Linked DNA regions of Mus musculus: region 2 is linked to region 1. The links are chromatin loops, found by intact Hi-C in ENCODE. Cell type or tissue: gastrocnemius. All regions are shown on one strand. Each heading gives the region's core, and the rest is flanking DNA. Links, peaks and the distances in the headings are about the cores only. Region 1 has its middle 4.8 kb from the start of Gm34130. Region 2 overlaps Dusp10 (dual specificity phosphatase 10).

Region 1 (2,807 bases), core at 161-2,660:
TCTGATAAAACCATATAAGGCCACATTGGTTTACATCTTCTTCTTGTCACCTTGCATAGAGTCATGGCACCTATGAAGAAGGATCTCCAGGAGATGGGCTGGGCCAGGTGGGTGTAATAGGGACCTTGTAATGCTGGCCAAGCTCCAGCTACACAGCATAACTGTCACTCCATATCTTCTTATTCTTACTGGCCAATGTACTACCAACTTTTCTTAATGCCAGAGAGATGCCACCACTGGGCAGTTTGATGGGTCGTGTAGTCTTGGGTCCTGTCCTCAGTCTGGCCATTCCCCAGAGAACACTCAGGGAAGAACTTGAGCCTCATCCCCACTGATCTCTGCCCATACCATCCAAGAACCTCTAAATAAACCCCCGATTACTCCACTCCTAAGAATAACCAGGTCGCATTGAAAGCTTACTCTGGGCCAGACACTTCAAACACATATGACTAATCATTACAAGGCCCTCCAAAGGCTGACAGCCATTGTTCTTTTTAACAGAGGCAGAGGTCATGCCTCAGATAGGTTGAAGAATAAGCTAATTCATCAGTCTCAGTCTAAAAAGAACTGGGATTCAAACACAGATTTGCTGGTCTCTAATTCTCCTAAATCACTTCACCTTCCTCACAATGAACTTTTTGCAAATATTTTCAAGGATATTCAATAATATGCTCTCTCCTCCAGGGAGAAAAGCTAGATGAAGGATGTGTCCTGCTTATCTAACCTGGGCTCATTCTGTGACCTTCCTGACCAGGACACGGATTTGCAGTCATCCCCCTGAAATGGAGAAAGAGTGTACTGTCACCTGAGCTGTCCTGCGAGAGATTATCCTCTGTGGGACTTAGGAGATCAAGCAAGTTTCTTAAGAGGGGAATTGAGACTGTGTAATCTCATTCTATACTAAAGTTTTCAAAGGCTGAGGAAACTTGATTCTAATATTAGTGTCTCACAGAGCTGCTGGCCAGAAGGGTGACAAATGGTCCCCATGGGATTACACCTGCATATCAGTCTCGAGTTAAAATATATATATATATATCCTCTCTGGAGAGGTTGACTAGCTGTGCACAGACTGAATAAGGAATGGTTGGCCTGACTGTGGCTGCAGGGCTCAGGAATCAGCTTGTTGCTGCTCCTGAGCTATTTAGCCACGAAGGGGATGATGTGAATTGACCTCTTTTTGTGGTGACATACAGCACAGCAGTGAGGAAGTTGTCGCACTGAGCTCTTCCTGCTGGATCCTAACTGGGATGTTGTTTGAGGTCCAATTGTAAGGCTTGGGAAGAGGTGGTCCAGCCAAGTGTGATGGGGAAGAGCTGGGCAAAGCATGCCATGATTCTCACAAGGACCTACTCAGGAAGGACCACCTGGTCAGAGCAACCCTGCCCCACAGCCAGCAGTCCAAGTCAGTGCTCCAGGCTGCCCTTCTGGCAGCTGCCCAGGGTCCTGAGCAGAAGTTGTGCTTTTCTCTTCTCTCCATGTATGCATTTTGGTATATGTCATAGGTGAAAGGTCTCAGGGTTAGAGTTCAAAGGGGACACTGGGGTAGTTTGTCATTTTGGGTAAGTGATTGGGTAAGTTAGGAAAGTTATTTATAGCATAGATAGACAACAGCATATTGGGGGCTCTGGTGAGAGTTTAGTTCCATAAGTCAGTGTGTGTGTGTGTGTGTGTGTGTGTGTGTGTGTGTGTGTGTGTGTGTTGGTTCCCTTCTGATTTTCTGAGAGGAAGGGAAGGTTTCATATAATCAAGCTGACTCTAATTGCTGGGCAAACCTATGGGAAGTCCTTGGAACTTCATGTAGTCTGAGAATTCAAGCGTCTAAGTGGAGACTCGGTGTCTTAGTCAGGGTTTCTGTTCTTGGACAAAACATCATGACCAAGAAGCAAGTTGGGGAGGAAAGGGTTTACTCAGCTAACACTTCCACATTGCTGTTCATCACCAGGGAAGTCAGGACTGGAACTCAAGCAGGTCAGGAAGCAGGAGCTGATGCAGAGGCCATGGAGGGATGTTCTTTACTGGCTCCCCCCCACCCGCTGGCTTGCTCAGCCTGCTCTCTTATAGAACCAAGACTACCAGCCCAGAGATGGCACCACCCATAAGGGGCCCTCCCTCCTTGATCACTAATTGACAAAATGCCTTACAGCTGGATATCGTGGAGGCATTTCCCCAACTGAAGCTCCTTTCTCTGTGATAACTCCAGCCTGTGTCAAGTTGACACAAAACTAGCCAGTACACTCAGCTTGTATCCCCCTTAGGAAAAGAAGGGTGTGGAAACTTTATTCTTCTATGAAGTATGTGGCCATTGAGCAGCTGAAATGTCTAGGGGCAAGAGATCCCCATTTATAGATGAGTCTCCTAACACAGAGCAGAGAATGTCACCATGGAGACCAGAGAGTCCATCATAGAGCAGAAGCAAGACTCATATGCTCTGGGTGGATGGGCCAGACTATTGCCTTCTCTACCTTTCACTGACTGTAACAACTCATGTGAGTTCACTTCAGCCAAGACTAAGACTACTTGTCTCCCTAAAAGCAGGGGCTCAATAATCAGATCAGGTTAAGATCTGACGTGGTGCCTGTGAATTAGGTTTTTGGAAGATTGGGCATTTTTGAGAGAGTTTTCTTAAAGACAGTAGATCCCACTTCTCATGGAGGTCTGAAGAAAGAGGTACTAGCCAGCAAACTCCAGATGTACTGGTTTCCTTTTATAATGGTGCCATTCTGAAACACAGCAAGAAAAACCAAGAAGGTCGGCTGATTTGGGTCAGGGTGCTAAAGCTTCAGCCTTGTTTCGTTCTCAAGCTGGGT
Region 2 (2,807 bases), core at 155-2,654, 110 kb after region 1:
TGTCTCTTCCCTAGAAGGAGTCATACATCATTTTCCCCTAGTGTAGAATAACTGATGACTGGACACCCCCCCCCCCCCAAAAAAAGGAATAGATGACCCAGTCTTCTCTGAGCTTCTAACATACAGTGTTGTCCTGACCATGGGCACAGTCCACTTGCTCATCTTTGTCCTTTTGGGCTTTGAGCATTACTCTTCTGATAATATCTACCTAGTCATGATGGAGAGTGATAACTATCTTCGTTTCGAATTTTGAGCCATTGTGTGCATGGTGGGTGGGGTGGGGTGGGGTGGGGTGGGGTGGGGTGGGAGGGGGTGGGGTGTCCCAACCCCAGCACTAAAGAGTGGTTGATTATCAGTGGTGCTGAGTTCCTTTGAACACTTTTCCCATTTAACGGGACCGACTGCTTAGGGAAGCAATCTAGGATTTGTCTTGGTGGGATAGCTCTAAACATCGTCCTTGCTCTTAGCAATGTGGCTCAGCCATCCTTTGCTGTGTAATGCCTCTTCCCATGCTAATCCTTTGCTGTCTTTGTGGACAACTGTGGAGGCTGCTCTCTTTGGGGCATGCGGGCTCACAGTTCTAGAAGCTCTGGGCACTGTCCTAGGCAGTGGCAGTAAGTTTTCTCGGAGTCACAAATATGTCAGGGTTCTGTTGTGTAGCTGTGTTCTTCTGAATTTTTGTTTGGTTGACTTTTAGAAACCCCCCTCTCCCCCTTACTCCCCCCCCCCATCTGATGTGGCTTTAGCCTGTTGCACTTCCCTTGGTCCCATCTTGTCTTTCTTTTCACAGCTGAGAAAACACCATCTACAAATCCCCACACCTGTAACCAATAGCTTTGTAGGCATCTTTTCTGCCTCCTGAAGATAGGATAGGTTTGGTAAAAATCAACCCCTTTTGTCTGTGTCATCTAAGAAGAGTAAGCAGACAACGTAGTTTATGATGGCTCTAAACTCGAACACAGGGCTGATTACGATGCATAGATCCTATCCTAGCTCTTGCTGTGGAGCTTGGTGGGTAGAGGGATGGCCCATCAGTTGCTGAGAAATGTCTCTCTTGGGCAGTGCTGAGGAAGAAGAAGGGATTCCTGTACTCTTCTCCCATAGGTACATCTGAGGATCCCTGCAGCCTGGGTTTGCTCATGGGAGTCAGTGTAAAGACTGCCTCAGTGGGGCGGGGCTGCTGACCTCACCACCAGGCGCCCTGGGCAGCTGCGCTGAGGGCTCATCATTTCGGATTGGTTCGACCCTGGCGGCCGGCTGGGAAGACGCTCTGGTGGTAGAGGTTGGGTTATTTGTAGTTTTCGGGGGGGTTGTTCCTTCAACTATCTTGGAATTTGGTTGAAAATACATAGTTCAGGAGTAAAAGGTCTGGTCGTCTACTTTGTTGTCATTATTAAGTGGTACCTTTGTGAGGAATGGCCTAAAATCAGGATCAAGTTAGGGAAGAGCTAAAGGAGATGGGACATGGAGTCCCCTGTTAGCCTCTTCTCTGCTCAGACCAGAGGTTAATGTCAGAGCGCCCTTGAGGTAGAGATGAGAGGTGCTTTTCTCTCAACAAGTATGGTGTGCAGCTTCTCCTAGGTTCTTGAGTGGATCAAGCACACCATCCTGGGCTGGCTTCTCTTCTGAGGTTTATTTTAGGATTCACCTTGTTGGTGAGCTGAGATTGTATTTCAGCTAGTGGGGGAGTGGTACCATTTTGGAGTGAGTGAATTTTGTAGGGAGCCTGTGTCTGCTGGGGTGGGGTGGGGGTAGATGGTTTGACTATATGGTTGTAAGTCCCCAGGCCTTCTTGGTTTATTTTCAGAGATTTTTTTTTTTTTTCCCAAAAGATGCCTGATCCGTCTGAGGTTCTGGTTCATGTTTGTAAACACCGGTTGCTACCCTCCCGTTCCAACTTTTATGTCCCTCAGTTTCAATGCCACGGTCTCCATTTTTGGAGCTGCCTGTCGGGCCCGGTGGCGGCTGGGTTGCCATTTTAGTTAAGCAGTGTCAGGTTGGGACGAAACTGATCGGAGGCACAGAAGCCCCTGGGATTAAGTTACTGTTCTAATTTATAGTCCCCGCCCCGCTGTGACCTAGGTCTGAGACGGTGTAGTCTCTGGCTTGTTCTTACCCACTGAAGGATATAGAGCACCAGGCCCTTGTTTCTGGTCAACCTCCTCTGAGTGAGCCACATGAATAGCTCTTTAGAGACTCAGTCTTTGAAAGGATTGTAACCTTTCCCAACCAGTGTTGATTGTTGTGATCATCTGTAACTTGCTCTCCAACCTCAAGGCTCGACAGTCCTTGACCTTCTAAGACGAGAGGTGCTGTTCTGTTGTCACATCTGTCCTTTTTCACATCACTGGGGTCAGGGAACTTATTTGTCCTTTATATATGTGGGAAGGGCATGTTTTCTACAACTCTTTCTTGGTAGCCGTGGCCTTTAAACCGTTATGATCACAATTTTCAAAGTGAACCCCTTTATTCCCAACCAGATTAAGTATATGCTTCACCTATTGGCCTTCCCTTCCTTGTTTTTGAAATATTTTATGTCTTATGCTATAGTCTACTGTTTAGAGTTAGTGTTATATATTTAATTGAGCTGGGAGTATTTTACAGAGTGGTGTAGACATTTTTTTGTTTTTTTGCCCCCAAGTTAAACATGTAGTGTCATATACCTGCCCAGGAGTGTTCTCCAAATGTGGAATGCCACTGTTAGTGACTGGGTCTTGAGTCTCAGGAGAGGCCTCCCTCCCCTTCCTGGAGACCCTGTTTCAGGGCCTGTCTCTGCCTGTGCAATTGTTATGTCAGAGTCCAGGCCT

Evidence for each region. A loop is a pair of places that touch in the nucleus more often than their neighbours do. Peaks named below come from ENCODE experiments on the same cell type or tissue, not always from the same donor. Only the 100,000 strongest peaks of a DNase experiment are listed, where the experiment ranks them.
Region 2: it touches region 1 in a loop (13-fold over the local background); 3 of 42 quality-filtered maps call a loop at or near these places.

What each region holds. Positions count from the first base shown.
Region 1 is chr1:183,931,067-183,933,873 of GRCm38, forward strand. No RefSeq gene overlaps it. Among named protein-coding and RNA genes, the nearest start is that of Gm34130, 4.8 kb to the right of the region's middle. In gastrocnemius, for the core only: no CTCF peak of the experiment used is centred there; a DNase peak (open chromatin) is centred at 1,329; H3K27ac peaks cover 1,416 bases.
Region 2 is chr1:184,038,319-184,041,125 of GRCm38, forward strand. All of the region lies in intron 2 of Dusp10 (dual specificity phosphatase 10), which reads left to right. Among named protein-coding and RNA genes, the nearest start is that of Dusp10, 5.3 kb to the left of the region's middle. In gastrocnemius, for the core only: no CTCF peak of the experiment used is centred there; a DNase peak (open chromatin) is centred at 1,205; H3K4me3 peaks cover 2,500 bases; H3K27ac peaks cover 2,500 bases.